2 separate regions of the Homo sapiens genome follow, and region 1 is linked to region 2. A link is a loop called in an ENCODE intact Hi-C map of the cell type or tissue named here. Cell type or tissue: heart left ventricle. All regions are shown on one strand. Links, peaks and the distances in the headings refer to the core of each region. The heading gives the core; the rest is flanking DNA.

Region 1 (8,329 bases), core at 326-8,325, 76 kb before region 2:
TTCTCCTGTAGGCACTGAAGGGAATTCAAATGTTATTTAAACCTCTTATGAAAGAAGTCCTATCCCACCTAAATTAGAGGACCCATTAAAGACCTCAAGCTATGTATAGCACAGTTAAAGTTTATATGTGTATGAAAATGTACATCCTTAGCCAAACAAGTCTAGAAACTTAGTTGCCATAACTCAAATGTCTTCTGTCTTCCTATTAATCCAAACTACCTCTCAAAGCAATCCACTGCCAACATTCCTACATACTTGGTTTATCTTCCACTTTCTCTTCCCTCAAAACTCACAATTTTCCAGTACAGGTGCGGCTCCTGGAGTTCCCAGTGCGTCAACACCGGCCTGAGGAGCTGGCCTAGTACTTCCCACCATTGAAACTGCAGTCTGGACAGCAGAGAAAGGATAGACCCATCACACCCGAGTCAAGAAAGCACCGCCACCCCCAAAGTCGTAGGCCATTATTCCAGGGGAAAACCCCCTCAAACTAAAGCTAAGAAAAATTTAACCTCTTACATCTATTCTATTACTCTTTCTTCTTTTCCCCTTCCAATGCTGACCACCTTGTCATTAATGTAACTCAATCAAACTCACCCCAAGTTATCACGTTTAATGCTATGTCTAGTCATACCCTGTAAAGATCTCCAAAGTCAAAGACAAGTCTCAGCCTCAGAAAAGTATCTCTGCCCCTTTAAGGTGAAAGGCCCCCCCTACCAAGACTCTTGTTCCTTAACAAATATAAGAAAACAAGTCTGTCATAGCTAGAATGATGTCCTATGGACAACCAAATGTCAAGGCTAGACCTCATCAGCAGGTGGCTGTATATCCTTAAAACCATACATTCATTTCACTAAAAAAAGCACCTCCCCAATTGCCAGTATAATCAATGTAATCCCATACAAATTTCCACCTCTACTGACCCTAAACCTACTTTAAGTCACTTCTATGGAACAGGAGCCAACTTGGCCAGCACAGACCTCATAAGATCTTTCGAAATGCGTTTTATTAATCCTTCATTCTCTTCACCCCCTTCCTTCTCTTCTCCTTCTAAGCTTTCTTCTAATCAGACTGCCACCTGTTTTCTACCTAATGATACTACTAAAGTAAATATTGTAGAAGTAAAAGATTTAAGACAAACCCTAGCAATTAAAACAGGATATCAAGATGTAAATACCTGGTTGGAATGGATTCAATATTCCGTCCGCACATTGAACAAAAGCAATTGTTACGCTTGTATGCATGGCAGACTAGAGGCCCAGACTGTTTCCTTTCCACTAGGATAGCCCTTCAGCCGACCAGGCATAGGCTGTATGGTAGCTCTTTTCCAAAATTCCACAGCCTGGGGCAACAAATCATGCCAAGCTCTCTCTCTGCTATATCCCGAAGTCCAACAACCTGCAGGCCAGCCCCCAAAGGCCATTCAGCTTCCTTCTCCTGACGTCAATTTCACCTCATGTCTCTCACGACGAGGGGAGAATCTGGCGTTCCTTAGAAGCTTAACAAGATGCAATAAGCTTAAGCCCTTCCAAAAACTTACCCATCAGTCTGCCCTTAGTCATCCTCAAGCAGATGTATGGTGGTATTGTAGTGGACCTTTACTGGATACTCTGCCAAGTAACTGGAGCGGCACTTGCGCTCTTGTCCAATTGGCGATCCCTTTCACACTGGCATTTCATCAACCAAAAAAAAAGAAAAGCCACAACACCAAAAAATAAGAGAAGCCCCTTATAAGTCTTTTGACTCTCAAGTTTACATAAAGGCCATTAGAGTCCCATGGGGAGTGCCTAACAAGTTCAAAACCTGAGACCAAATAACTGCAAGATTTAAACCCATATTTCCCCGAATAACTATTAATAAAAATGTAGCTTCGATAAATTACATCTATTATAATTAGCAGCAGTTTATGAATTACACCAAGGATCTTATCAAAAAACAGCTGACCAGTTAAGGCCTACTAGCCAAATAGCTTAAGAAAACAGAATCACTTGACTGGGCGCGGTGGCTCATGCCTGTAATCCCAGCACTTTGGGAGGCCAAGGTGGGCGGATCACAAGGTCAGGAGATCGAGACCATCCTGGCTAACATGGTGAAACCCCCGTCTCTACTAAAAAATACAAAAAAAGTATCCGGGCGTAGTGGCGGGCACCTGTAGTCCCAGCTACTGGGGAGGCTGAGGCAGGAGAATGGCGTGAACCCGGGAGGCAGAGCTTGCAGTGAGACAATATGGTGCCACTGCACTCCAGCCTGGGCCACGAAGTGAGACTCCATCTCAAAAAATAAAAACCAGAATGGCTCCAGACATGTTATTAGCCAAAAAAGGTGGAGTTTGTGTTATGATTAAAACCCAGTGTTGTACCTTCATTCCAAACAACACTGCCCCCAGTGAGAGCATAACAAAGGCCTTGCAAAGACTTACCGCTTTATCCAATGAATTAGCTAAAATTTCTGGAGTCAATGACCCTATTTCAAGATGGCTAGGAAAGTAGTTCAGTCAATAAAGAATCATAGCCTCAATACTTATTTCTTTTACAGTCGTAACAGGTGTACTTATTCTTGTTAGGCGTTGTGTCATACCATGCATCCGTAGGCTAATACAAAGGATTGTACGAACAGCATTTACTGAAACCTCCCTTAGTTCTCCTCCACCTTATTCAAGTAAGCTTTTCCTTTTAAAAGATCAAATCAAACAGCAAAGCCAAAACACGTTAAAAAAGTTTAAAGAGAAAAAATCATAAGAAAATTAAAAGGGAGGAATTGTAACATACAGTAAATTTCTCTGAGTTTCTTTTTTTTTTTTTTTTTGAGACGGAGTCTCACTCTGTCACCCAGGCTGGAGTGCAGTGGCGTGATCTCGGCTCACTGCAAGCTCTGCCTCCTGGGTTCATGCCATTCTCCTGCCTCAGCCTCCCGAGTAGCTGGGACTACAGGCGCCCACCACCACGACTGGCTAATTTTTCGTATTTTTTAGTAGAGACGGGGTTTCACCATGTTAGCCAGGATGGTCTCGATCTCCTGACCTCGTGATCTACCCGCCTCAGCCTCCCAAAGTGCTGCGATTACAGGCGTGAGCCACCGCGCCTGGCCTCTCTGAGTTTCTCTTCAAAGACTTAGCCTGCTAACTTCCTTGTCTTTTGTTCTCCAGCTCAACTTTCCTGTTCCTCCTTGCCCCTAGTTACTGTAAAACAGCCTACCCCCTTCCCGTCAGCTCTAATCAATAACTCACATCTGTTCCCTTGGTTACCTGTACCCATTGTTCCCCCGAAACTGCACGTCTCACACGCTCCATCTCTGTACCTCACGTTCCCCTCTCCTTCTATATTTAGAAAAATACGTACAAGTAGCCAGTCGGGTCAGCTCAGATTGTGTGGTCGAACCCCAGCCCATGAAGGAGTGACACAGAGATAGGGACCGCATTAAGGATAAAAAAACCCCCGGTGACCTTTGTTCTCTGTGCTCTTGTGATCTTGATTGACACAAGTGGCACACTTCTGCAGAAGTAAATTGCCTTGCTAAACAAATGAAACTTTCCCCTAAGTGCTAGTTTTACTTCGTGGGACCAAGAATTTATTCCTAAAGCATTTTATATCCGACAGAGATATTCATATATATAAAGAAAATGTGGGCCAGGCGCGGTGGCTCACGCCTGTAATCCCAGCACTTTGGGTGGCCGAGGCGGGTGGATCACTTGAGGTCAGGAGTTCAAGACCAGTCTGGTCAACATGGTGAAACCTTGTCTCTACTAAAAATACAAAAAATTAGCCAGGCGCGGTGGCATGTGCCTGTAATCCTAGCTGCTGGGGAGGCTGAGGCAGGAGAATCACTTGAACCCAGGAGGCGGAGGTTGCAGTGAGTGGAGATTGCACCACTGCACTCCAGCCTGGGGGGACAGAGCGAGGCTCTGTCTCAAAAAAAAAAGAAAAGAAAATGTGTGAAGATCAGGCTAGAGACAGAAATGTTTGGGAGCGTCACCTGGATAAAGGGTTCATGAAGTTGGCAGTTTATTTAGGTCAAAAGCTTAACTTAACCCCTGGAGAGAGTTTCCTGCTGGTGAAAATGAAGATCTGGAAGGAGGAAGCATTTTCACACTGTGAGGAGGGGATGGGGGTGTGAGAGCAAGTCTTAGCCATGCCTCATCCCCAGTTGCGGCCCGCTCCAAGACATATGCCTCTCCTCCTGGCGCAGTCGTGTCTGGCCTGGTCTCGGTTCCCCTGCTGCTCTGAGGCAGGAGATGGCTCCTGTGGACACTGAATCTGAAATTCCCTGCACACTCCTGTGACCCCATGCAGAACGAAGGAGCAGGGACAGTCCCTTGAGTGAGGAAGACGCTAGTGTTCTCCTCTATCAATAGCAAGTTTGGCTGAAATGCAAATATCCAATAACCAGAGTGCAGGAAGGAGCTCGCCCTTGGAAAAGCTGTGGTCAGAATCCGTCTGTCTGGCTCTGCAGGGCCCGATACCCAGGGCTTCCGCTGTCACTCAGACATGGGGGGCGGGGCCTAGCATTCCATCCAATCAGAGGCATTGTGGCGGGTCCCTGCCCACTGTTCCTCCAGACACTGAGGGGGTCGCATTCCTTACCTCACCTTTGTCCCTGCGCGGGCTGCGGCTGGGATCCGGTCTTTCCAGCCCCGAGAGGGACCTGGTTCCTCTGCCCAGGCTTCTGTCACTCTGTCACCTACGCTATGCCCTGCTGTAGTCACAGGAGGTGTAGAGAGGACCCCGGGACATCTGAAAGCCAGGAAATGGTGCGTGTCTGGGGCCGGGTGTCGTGAGACGGGGGAGGGGCTGCCTGGACCGACCGGAACCGACTGTGGCGAGACCCTGGCTTTCCTGCGGGCGACTTTGGGATCTGGGACCGAGTCCTCCTGGAGCCGCTCGGCCCTCGGTCCCCTCGACTGCTCGGTGTGGCTGGGCCGGTAGCCGGGACACCAGGCGTCCTGTCTCGTCTCTGCGCGGCGACTGCGGTTCCAGAGCCCTCTATGGGCAGCTCCGCGCCCGCAGCCACGCGTCTACCCAGATTGTGCGGGGGCCACGGGAGGGTCATGTGGGTGATCCCGACTCGGGTGTGGGGTTCGTGCTTGGGAGGAGCAGCGGTCTGTGGGGCCCCCAGTGTCCACTTTTTCTCCTGTTAAAAATTAAACTGAGGAACGTTAACAAAGAGTTCATTTGAGCAAACAGCGATTCACGAATGAGACACACCCAGTCCTGGCTTGTGGTTTGTCAACGGAAAAAGCCAAACTATGTAAAATAAAGAAGTTTATTCGGAGCCGAATAGGAGAGACCTTGGCCGAGGGAAAAACAACCCCAAGAAGCCTGGAGTAAGTGGTCCCGAGGCGGCTCAAGACAGTTTGGTTTTATTCATTTTAGAGAGACAGGAATTGCAGGGAAAATCATGAATTAGTGCCTGGAAGGTGTAATTTCCTTAGGCAGAAAGGGAGGGACCTGGCCGGGCACGGTGGCTCACGCTTGTAATTCCAGCACTTTGGGAGGCCAAGGCGGGCGGATCACCTGAGGTCAGGAGTTCAAGACCAGCCTGGCCAACATGGTGAAACCCCGTCTCTACTAAAAATATAAAAAAGAAACTAGCCGGGCGTGATGGTGGACGCCTGTAATCCCAGCTACTCGGGAGGCTGAGACAAGAGAATTACTTGAATCCAGGAGACAGGTTGCAGTGAGCCCACACAGTGCCACTGCACTCCAGCCTCAGCACAGAGTGCGACTCTGTCTCAAAACAAAAACAAAAACAAAAAACAGAAAGGGCGGGACCTGTGGAAGGGGGGTTAGAAGGCACAGGTGGTTGAGGGATTCTGTAGGTGGCAGCTGGTTGAGAGTGTGAAGCTTTGTCTAAAGTTTGGAGGAGGTAGGAAGGAATGCTGAAGGAAGGGGGTCTGTTATCTGCCACTTGATTCCATCCCAGCCAAAAAACAGACCTGTTTCTCTAGATTTTATGAATTCTAAGGTGTGACTTACCCTTGTCTTGCGTGGCCTTAGGTCTTGTTTGTAATTTGGTATCTTCTTGCCACAAGGAGTCTGTTTTTCCAGTCAGATAATGTCTGTTTTTACATGAATGTGCGTCAGTTGCTGCATGTAAACTCCTAAAGGGAGAGGGTATAAGGAGGCCTGTCTCACCTCCCATCCTGTCATACAGAGGCACTCAATTTTCAGGGTTTTTTGGGGGTTCCCTTGGCCAAGAGCCGGTCACTTCACTTACCTGGGAAGGTACTTTGTTTTTGTTTTTATTTAAAACAGAGTCTCCTTCTGTCACTCAGGCTGGAGTGCAATGGCTCAATCTCGGCTCACTGCAACCTCCACCTTCCGGATTCAAGCAATTCTCTAGCCTCAGCCTCCTGAGTAGCTGGGATTACAGGCACGCACCTGAAGGGGGCCTGCCCCTCCACCCCTGTGGGTGTTTCTTGTCAGGTAGAGACAAGAGACTGAGTAAAGAAATAAGACACAGAGACGAAGTATAGGGAAAGAACAGTGGGCCCAGGGGACCGGCGCTCAACATGCGAGGACCTGCACCGGCGCTGGTCTCTGAGTTCCCTCAGTATTTATTGATCACTATTTTTACTATCTTGGCGAGGGGAGTGTGGCAGGACAACAGGGTGATGGTGGGGAGAAGGTCAGCAGGGAATCATGTGAGCAAAGGAACCTGTATCATGAATAAGTTCAAGGAAAGATACTGTGCCTGGATGTGCAGGTAGGCCAGATTTATGTTTCACTTTATGCAAATATCTCAGTGTAGCAAAGAGTAACAGAGCAGTATTGCTGCCAGCATATCTTGCCTCCCACAGGGCGGTTTTCTCCTATTTCAGAATAGAATGAATGGTCGGCTTTACACAGAGACATTCCATTCCCCGGAACGAGCAGGAGACAGAAGCCTTCCTCTTATCTCAACTGCAAAGAGGCCTCCCTCTTTCACTATTCCTCCTCAGCACAGACCCTTTAGGGGTGTCAGGCTGGGGGATGGTAAGGTCTTTCCTTTCCCACGAGGCCGGATCTCAGGCTGTCTCAGTGGGGGAAAACCTTGGACAATACCCAGGCTTTGTTGGGCAGAGGTCCCTGCGGCTTTCCGCAGTGCACTGTGCCCCTGGTTAACCGAGAATGGAGAATGGTGATGACTTTTACCAAGCATACTGCCTACAAACATATTGTTAACAAGGCACATCCTGCACAGCCCTAAATCCATTAAACCTTGATTCAATACAGCACAGGTTTCTGTGAGCACAGGGTTGGGGCTAAAGTTACAGATTAACAGCATCTCAAAGAAGAACAATTTTTGTTAGTACATACCAAAATGGAGTTTCTTATGTCTTCCTTTTCTATGTAGACACAGTAACAATCTGATCTCTCTTTTCCCCACATGCACCACCACGCCTGCCTAATTTTTGTGTTTTTAGTAGAGATGGGGTTTCACCATGTTGGCCAGGCTGTTCTCGAACTCCTGACCTCAAGTTACCTACCTGCCTCGGCCTCCCAAAGTGCTGAGATTCCAGATGTGAGCCACCTCGCCAGGCCAGAAGATAGATTTTTATTTTTAGTTTATAGGTTGAAGCCTCAGCTTTTATAAGGTACATGAGGAGACAAACCAGATAAATGCTTGATTGGTTGCAGAGATGCAGTCGCCTTATTTGGACTTGCCAGCCCGAAATAATTCAAAGGTTCAGATTTCAGTTTGAAGAGTTTATTCAAGCAGAAAGATAGCAATGGCCCATTCAGGAAAAAAAACAGACTCCAGAGAAATGGACTCAGTACTCTAAAATTAGAAGTTAAGTTCTTTCTTATATTACCAGGAAAAGAGGTCCTGATCAGACCCCAAGAGAGTTCTTGGATCTCACACAGGAAAGAATTCAAGACGAGTCACAAAGTGCAGTGAGAAGGGAGTTTGTTGAAAGCTACTCTGGGCCAGCATGATGGCTTAGATCTGTTTTCTAAGCACATTGGGAGGCCGAGGCAGGAGGATCACTTCTAGTCAGCAGTTCGAGACCAGCCTGGGCAACATAGGGAAACCCCATCTTTTCCAAAAATAACAAAAATTAGCCGGGTGTGGTGGCTTGCACCTGTAGTTCCACGTACTCGGGAGGCAAGCGTTCAAGACCCAGCTGGCCAATGCAGTGAGAGCCTGTCTGTATTAAAAAAAAAAAAAAAGAAAAGAAAGAAAGGAAGGGAGGGAGGGAAGGAAGGAAGAAGGAAGGAAGGAAGAAAAAGGAAGGAAGGAAGGAAGAGAGTGATTCTCTGTTACAGAGTAGGGCATCCTCATAAAGCAAGTGGAGGAATGTACTAAGTTTTTCTTAGGTAGGGATCTTGTCTATGTAAAGACTAAACTAAGC
Region 2 (8,329 bases), core at 105-8,104:
GATCTTATTGATAGTACTCTTCTTGTTTTTGTCCCTAATTGGAAATAATTGCTGGCTTGTAGATTATGGATAAATTCAAATTTACTATGAAATGTCGATAGAGTATGAATGTAACTTCTGAATTAACCATCTCACCTTTCATGCACGTGTCTTTATTCTTGTGATTTGTCAACACTTTGAATTATCTAACTCACTTTTTGTTGCCCATCTACTCTTAAGTAGAATCTCTGTAAGATTATGTATTTTTTCACTGGTTGCCATTGGTTGAGCATTTTTCCTATATGATCTTTCATCTTCTGTGTTGCAGTTCCCAGTCATCCTCTTACATTTGACTAATTTGTAGTGTTTTTTTTTTCTTTTTTTTTTTTTTAGACAAGAGTTTGGCTCTGTTGTCCAGGCTGGAGTTCAGTGGCGTGATCTCACCTCACTGCAACCTCTGCCTCCTAGGTTCAAATAATTCTCGTGCCTTAGCGTCCCGGGGCGCATACCACCACCCCCAGCTAATTTTTGTATTTTTAGTAGAGATGGGGTTTCACCATGTTGGCCAGGATGGTCTCAATCTCTTGAACTCGTGATCTGCCCGCCTTGGCCTCCCAAAGTGCTGGGATTACAGGCGTGCGCCACTGCGCCCGTCTCTTGTTTTCTTGTTTTTAATTTGAGACAACCTTGCTCTGTAGCCCAGCTGGAGTGCAGTGGTGTGGCCACTCACTGCCCACTGCAGCATTAAGCTCCTAGGCTTGAGCAATCCTCTCACCTCAGCTTTCTGCCCAGATAATTTTTAAAAGTTTTTTGTAGAGACAGGGGTCTCAGTGTTTTGCCCAGGCTGGTCTCAAACTCCTGGGCTCAATGAATCCTCCTGCCTTCGCCTCCCAAGGTGCTAGGATTGCAGACATGATCCACCACGCTCAGCAATGAGCGGTTTTTTTTTTTTTTTAAACCAAGATATCTGTACATGTTTCTGACAAATATTTTATTTAAAATCTTTAACAACTGCATACTAACCAAGGTTATTCTGTTTTTCATTTTCATTATGACTACTTGTTTTTCTTTCTTATTCTCATTTTTTACCTAATTAAAATAATTTACCATGTAGTGGCCCTGGCATGCATTTTGCTCCTTCATACAGTCATACAGCTACCTCGATGTCCCTTCTTTCTGCCATTCTGAAATTGGACCTCATTCCTTGACTCTTGCTCCCCATCTGCTATGTGATAAAGTCCTGTCTGATTACATTGTCTCCAAAGCCTCTTTTATAGACTTCCATTTGCCCCTTGGCATGTCTTGCATTTACTCTCCTCGAAATATATACTTAGAGGCCAGGTGTGGTGACTCACACCTGTAATCCCAGCACTTTGGGAGGCCGAGGCAGGAGGATCCCTTGAGCCCAGGAATTTAAAACCAGCCAGCGCCACAGAGGGAGACCCTGTCTTAAAAACAAAATTTATATGTACAAGCCCTAAACCCCAACACGGTCATATTTGGACACGACGAACCTTTTAGGATATCACATAACATTTATAAAAGAGGGCCCTCATAATGGGATTAGTGAGAGAGAGAGAGAACTCTGTCTCTCCAACATGTGAGGACAAAGCAAGAAGGCATCTAGCTGCAAGCCAGGAAGATAGCCTTCACTAGGAACAAAATTGCTGGCAGCAAGATTTTGGATTCCCCAAGCTCCAGAACTGTGAGAAACAAATTTCTGCTGTTTAAGAAACTGAGTCCATGGTGTTTTGTTATACTAGCCTGAGCTAAGTCACCCCAAGAGTCCTCACATTAACCATATACTGTCATACAAGTGCTGCATTTGGATCTACCTGGAATGTCTCCAAATTTTCTGCTTTTCCTCTTGGACCCATTGTGAGAATAGGTTTGCTTCACAGGAAACTGCTGGTAATAGTAGTGATAGCCTAACAGCTAGGGACAAAAAGGAAACTTTCTTTTTCTTTTTCTGAGATGGAGTTTGTGCTCTGTTGCCTAGGCTGGAGTACAATGGCGCGATCTCAACTCTCTGCAACTTCTGCCTCCTGAGTTCAAGGGATTCTCCTGCCTCAGCCTCCAGAGTAGCTGGGATTACAGGTGCGTGCCACCACATCTGGATAATTTTTGTATTGTTAGTTAGAGATGGGGTTTCACCATGTTGGCCAGGCTGGTCTCGAACTCTTGACCTCAGGTGATCCACCTGCCTCGGCTTTCCAAAGTGCTAGGATTATAGGCGTGAACCACCACGCTTGGCCTCTTTTACACACACACACACACACACACACACACACACACACATATATATTGTTTTCTTTTTTAAATAAAAATAAATAGAAACTAGGTCTCACTATGTTGCCCAGGGTGGTCATAGCCCAAGATTTTGGTCTCCAGCGATCTATCTGCCTTGGCCACCCCAGTGCTGGGATTAAGGCGTAAGAAACTGTGCTCGGCCAAATGAACGAAACTTAGTGGGAGGACGGGCGTGGTGGCTCACACCTGTAATCCCAGCACTTGGGAGGCTGAGGGGGGTGGATCACCTGAGCTCAGGAGTTCAAGACCAGCCTGGACAACATGGTGAAACGCTGTCTCTACTAAAAATACAAAAAATTAGCCGGGCATGATACTCCCACTCTCATAGTGAGAGAAAGATTCTTTCTTAAGGATTCTACCTGCTGGAAAGCATTATATACTGCCAGCACTTGTTCAATACAAGACTTTCTGGTTTCATCTCCATGTCCTGTTTCCCAGGCTGGAGTGCAGTGGTGGGATCATAGCTCACTGCAGAAACTCCTGGGCTCAAGGGATCCTCCTGCCTTAGCCTCCCAAGTAGCTGGGAATAAAGGCACATGCCAACATGCCCGACTGTTTTTAAATTTTTTTGTACATATGGAGTCTCACTATATTGCCCAGGCTGTTCTTGAACTCCCAGGCTCAAGTGACCCCCCCCCACCTCAGCCTCCCAAAGTGCTGAGATTACAGTCATGGACCAATACTCCCAGCCCTGAAACAGATATATTTCAAAGGGAGAACATCTAATGTTCAAGTTGGTATCTATAGAGCAGTTAACCGGAACTATCATTTAGGGTCTGTGGGATTCTAGGACACTAGGTATGAAACAAATATGAGGAAGGTCAGAGAACAAGCTGACTTAATGATTAATGCTGAAGGTGCTGCAAGCTTGGTTTAAGTTTTCCTCCTCCCATCCTCCCTGATGAATTTGATAAAGTTTAAAGGGATGGTTTCACCAGGGGCTTTTTCCATTGACTGCAAGGAGGTCATCCTGCCTGGTAAATCCTCAGTAGGCCAAGCCTCTTATGTGGCGGAATGATCCAGTCGATGAGGAAATATCACCACCTGTTATGTTTTACAATTAGACCATCCAAGGGGGTCAGGGTTTCCCCAGGTAGTTTGGTGAGAGAGAGAGAGAGTGTGTGTGTGTGTGTGTGTGTGTGTGTGTTTTGAGACAGTGTCTTGCTGAAGTGCAGTAGCCTGATCATAGCTCACAGCAGCCTCAAACTTTGAGGCTCAAGTGATCCTCCTGCCTCAGCCTCCTGACTAGCTGAGACTATAGGTACACACCACCTCTCCAGGCTAATTCTAAACAAAGATGTATGGAGTTGGGAGGGTCTCACTTCACTGCTCAGGGTGATCTCCAACTTCTGTCTTCAAGTGCTCCTCCCACTTTGGCCTCCCAAAATGTTGGGATTACAGGCGTGAGCCATGGTATCCGGCCTCCCAGGCTGTTGTTGAAAGGTTTTTGCAATCTCTCAGAGTTATGCAGCAGTTTATTCCCTCACAGTGATACTCTCATCCTTTGACCCCATTTTGCAGCAGTGGTTGAGCGTTCACTTTTCTTTCCATAAGGGGGTGAGCTTGCCGGTGACTCTCTTCCCCCTCCTCATCAATGACTTCTTTGTCATCAGAGCCTTCCTCTTCATAAATTCCCACGGAATCCAAGTTTTCACGTCCCAATCGGGCTTAGTTATGATAGCCACAGGCCCACACCAGCTGCCACAGCACCCCCGTCCCATGGAAACCGCCCGACTCTCTTCTCCCCAAGCGTCCTGTCCCGGGAGCCCCCATCTCTGCTCTCCCGGGCTCCGGGCCCTAGATCCGCGCTGCTGTAGAGCCCAGTTCCCAGAGTAGCTCCCTCCACCTGTCCACATCCAGCTCCAGCTCTCCACCCTCTCTCCAGGCCTGGAGTTGCTGCAGTGTCACTGATCAGGGGACCCTCAGCTGCCACCTCCACCGCGATCTGAAAGTCTTTTAAATGCACTTAAGTTATCTTAGAATTTTCCTCGCCCATTTTATACATAAACATAGGAGGAGAGCAGGGGTTTGAGGGTGTTTGTCTCATGGAACTGATCAGTCGGGTGAGAAGTAGCTGAATAACCTGCAGGGGGCAGCAGAGCCCCAGGCCAGTGACTCCACGCCGAGGCCAGTGTGGATCCTGCAAAGGAAGAGAAAGAGAGATTCCCTGGGGTCTTCCCGGGCAGCCCGCCCTCCCCTACAAGTGGCCTCCAGCCGCTCAGAGCAGCTCCAGAAGGAGTGTGGATTCCGAGAAGCTGCAGAGCCCTGGAAAGCAGAAGAGACGTGCAGACGCCTTTGTGGGGTTCTGTCCTTTCTGGTGTTGTACCTCTGGAGCCTGGGGCTGTCTTCTGGGCAGGGTTTGGGGTTTGACACGCATGGGGTCGCTGGAGGCAGAGTTGTTTGTATATATAAAGAGAATGTGTGAATATCAGGCTAGAGACAGAATTGTTTGGGGGCGACACCTGGATAAAGGGTTCATGAAGTTGACAGTTTATTTAGGTCAGAAGGTTAAATTAACCCCAGGTGAGAGTTTCCTGCTGGTGAAAATGAAGATCTGGAAGCAGGGAGCATTTTCACACTGTGAGGAGGGGATGGGGGTGTGTGAGCAAGGCTTGGCCATGCCTCATTCCCAATTCCGGCCCGCTCAAGGACATGTGCCTCTCCTGATGCAGTCGTGCCTGGCCTGGTCTCGGTTCCCCTGCTGCTCTGAGGCCAGCAGATGGCTCCTATGGACACTGAGTCTGAAATTCCCTGCACACTCCTGTGACCCCGTGCAGAACGAAGGAGCGGGGAAAATCCCTTGAGTGAGGAAGACGCTAGTGTTCTCTTATATCTGTAGCAAGTCTGGCTGAAATGCAAATATCCAATAATCAGAGTACAGGAAGCACCTCGCCCTTAGAGAAGCTGTGGCTAGAATCCGTCAAGTCAGTCTGGCTCTGCCGGGCCTGATACCCAAGGCTTCCGCTGTCACTCAGAAGTGAGGGGCGGGGCCTAGCATTCCATCCAATCAGAGGTGCCGGGGCAGGGCCCTGCCCATTGTTTATCCAGGCACAGAGTGGGTCGCATTCCTGTCCTCACCTTTGTCCTTGCGCAGCCGGTGGTTGATATCCGCTGTATCCATCCCCGAGAGGGACCTGGTACCTCTACCCAGGTTTCTATCGCTCTGTCTCCTGCGCTGTGCCCTTCTGTAGTCACAGGAGCTGTAGAGAGGACCCCAGGACATCTGAAAGCCAGGAAATGGTGCGTGTGCATAGCCGGTTGTCCCGAGACGGGGTAGAGGCTGCCTGGAACCGGCCGGAACCGGCTGCGGCGGGACCCGGGCCTCCCTGCGGGCGACTCCAGGGTCTGGGACCGAGTCCTCCTGGAGCTGCTCGGCCCTCGGTCCCCTCGGCCGCTGGATGGGGCTGGGCTGGCAGCCGGGACCCCGGGTGTCCTGTCCTGTCCCTGCGCGGTGACTGCGGCCCCGCCCCGGAGCCCTCTCTGGGCAGTTCCGCGCCCGCAGCCCCGCGTCTCCCCAGATTATGCGGAAGCCACGAGAGGGTCATGGGGGAAATCCTGACTCGTGTGTAGGGTTCGTGCGTGGGAGGAGCAGTGGTCTGTGGGGCCCCCAGTTCCCACTTTCTCCTGTTAAAAATTAAACTGAAGTACATTAACAATTAAAGAGTTCATTTGAGCAAACAGCAATTCAGTAATGAGAACCACCCAGTCCTGGCTTGTGGTTTGTCAACTGAAAAAGCCAAACAATGTAAAATAAAGTTTATTCGTAGCCAAATAGGAGAGACCTTGGCAAGGGAAACACAACCCCAAGAAGCCTATAGTGAGTGGTCCCGAGGCGGCTCAAGACAATTTGGTTTTATTCATTTCAGAGAGACAGGAATTGCAGGGAAAATCATGAATCAGTGCCTGGAAGGTGTAAGTTCCATTGGCAGAAAGGGCGGGACCTGTGGAAGGGGGGTTAGAAGGCACAGGTGGTTGAGGGATTCTGTAGGTGGCAGTTGATTGAGAGTGTGAAGTTTGTCTAAAGTTTGGAGGAGGTAGGAAGGAATGCTGAAGGAAGGGGGTCTGTTATCTGCCACTTGATTCCATCCCAGCCAAAAAACAGACCTGTTTCTCGAGATTTTATGAATTCCAAGGCATGACTTACCCTTACCTTGCGTGGCCTTAGGTCTTGTTTGTAATTTGGTATCTTCTTGCCACAAGGAGTCTGTTTTTCCAGTCAGATAATGTCTGTTTTTACATGAATGTGCGTCAGTTGCTGCATGTAAACTCCTAAAGGGAGAGGGTATAAGGAGACCTGTCTCACCTGCCATCCTGTCATACAGAGGCACTCAATTTTCAGGGTTTTTTGGGGGTTCCCTTGGCCAAGAGCCAGTCACTTCACTTAACTGGGAAGGTACTTTGTTTGTTTTTGTTTTTGTTTGAGACAGAATCTCCTTCTGTCGCCCAGGCTGGAGTGCAATGGCTGGATCTCGGCTCACAGCAGCCTTTGCCTTCTGGGTTCAAGCAATTCTCCTGCCTCAGCTTCCTGAGTAGCTGGGATTACAGACATGCACCACCATGCCTGGCTAATTTTTGTATTTTTAGTAAAGATTGGGCTTCACCATGTTGGCCAGGCTATTCTCAAACTCCTGACCTCAAGTGATCCACCTGCCTCGGCCTCCCAGTGTGCGGGGATTACAGATGTGAGCCACCTCGCCTGGCCGCAAGGTATGTTTTTAAGTTTGCAGGTTGAAGACTGGGCTTTTATAAGGTACATGAGGAGACAAATGAGATAAATGCTTGATTGGTTGCAGAGATGCAGTTGCCTTATTTGGACTTGTCACTCCGAAATAATCGAAAGGTTCAGATTTCAGCTGGAAGAGTTTATTCAAGCAGAAAGATAGCAATGGCCCAAACAGGAAAAACACAGACTCTAGAGAAAAGGACTCAGTCCTCCAAAATTGGAAGTTAAGTTCTGGCTTTATATTACCAGGAAAAGAGGTCCTCATCAGACCCCAAGAGGGTTCTTGGATCTCACACAGGAAGGAATTCAAGACAAGTCGCAATGTACAGTGTGTAGAGAGTTTATTGAAAGCTACTCTGGGCCAGCATGATGGCTTAGGCCTGTAATTCAAGCACTTTTCAAGGCCAAGGCGGGAGGATCACTTGAGGTCAAGAGTTCGAGACCACCCTGGGCAACATAGCGAAACCTCTTCTCTTCCAAAAATAACAAAAATTAACTGGGTGTGGTGGCCTGTGCCTGTAGTCGCAGGTACTTGGGAGGCTTAAGTGGGAGAATCACTTGAACCCAGGAGGCAGAAGTTGCAGCCCAGCCGAGGACTCGCCACTGCACTCCAGTGTGGGTAACAGAGTGAGACCCCATCTCAAAAAACAAAAACAAAATAAACAAGAAAGAGTTGAAGACCAACCTGGCTAACACAGCAAGACCCTGTCTCTATTTTGTTTTTTTTTGAGACGGAGTCTCGCTCTGTTGCCCAGGCTGGAGTGCAGTGGCGCGATCTCGGCTCACTGCAAGCTCCACCTCCCGGGTTCACGCCATTCTCCTGCCTCAGCCTCCCGAGTAGCTGGACTACAGGCACCCGCCACCACGCTCGGCTAATTTTTTGTATTTTTAGTAGAGACGGGGTTTCACCGTGTTAGCCAGGATGGTCTCAATCTCCTGACCTCGTGATCCACCCACCTCGGCCTCCCAAAGTGCTGGGATTACAGGCGTGAGCCACCATGTCCGGCCCCTGTCTCTATTTTTAAAAAAAGAAAAAAGAAAAAGAAGGAATGTTCTCTGTTACAGAGTAGGGCATCCTCATAAAGCAAGTGGAGGAACATACTGTCTAAGTTTTTGTTATGTAGGGGTCTTGTCTATGTAAAGACTAAACTAAGCTGTGCCTACGTGCATGTGGGCTGACAGCGTCACAAAATTTATTACTCTGTTGATTTAAAGAAAACTATCCTTTACCTTTTAGCACACAAGTGCATTAAAACATAACTATAATTATCTTGAAAGCACATACTATTATGAGTATTGGGACATCCGGATGTTCTG

The links. Hi-C counts contacts between places; a loop is a spot of excess contacts. Peaks named below come from ENCODE experiments on the same cell type or tissue, not always from the same donor. Only the 100,000 strongest peaks of a DNase experiment are listed, where the experiment ranks them.
Region 1: it touches region 2 in a loop (6-fold over the local background); 8 of 110 quality-filtered maps call a loop at or near these places.

The regions. Positions count from the first base shown.
Region 1 is chr19:11,883,243-11,891,571 of GRCh38, forward strand. ZNF69 (zinc finger protein 69) reads left to right here and starts at 4,540. Exons shown (of 4, transcript NM_001364730.1): 1 at 4,540-4,744. The coding sequence starts at 4,682. RefSeq lists an enhancer at 4,737-4,786. In heart left ventricle, for the core only: a CTCF peak has its summit at 4,976; DNase peaks (open chromatin) are centred at 4,499 and 4,829; H3K4me3 peaks cover 1,740 bases; H3K27ac peaks cover 1,137 bases.
Region 2 is chr19:11,959,683-11,968,011 of GRCh38, forward strand. ZNF763 (zinc finger protein 763) reads left to right here and starts at 5,358. Exons shown (of 4, transcript NM_001367172.2): 1 at 5,358-5,529. The coding sequence starts at 5,527. It also overlaps a transcript of ZNF69 not described here. RefSeq lists enhancers at 4,486-5,439, 5,132-5,426 and a silencer at 5,578-5,777. In heart left ventricle, for the core only: a CTCF peak has its summit at 4,376 (motif pointing right); DNase peaks (open chromatin) are centred at 4,419, 4,969, 5,289 and 5,719; H3K4me3 peaks cover 1,963 bases; H3K27ac peaks cover 1,730 bases.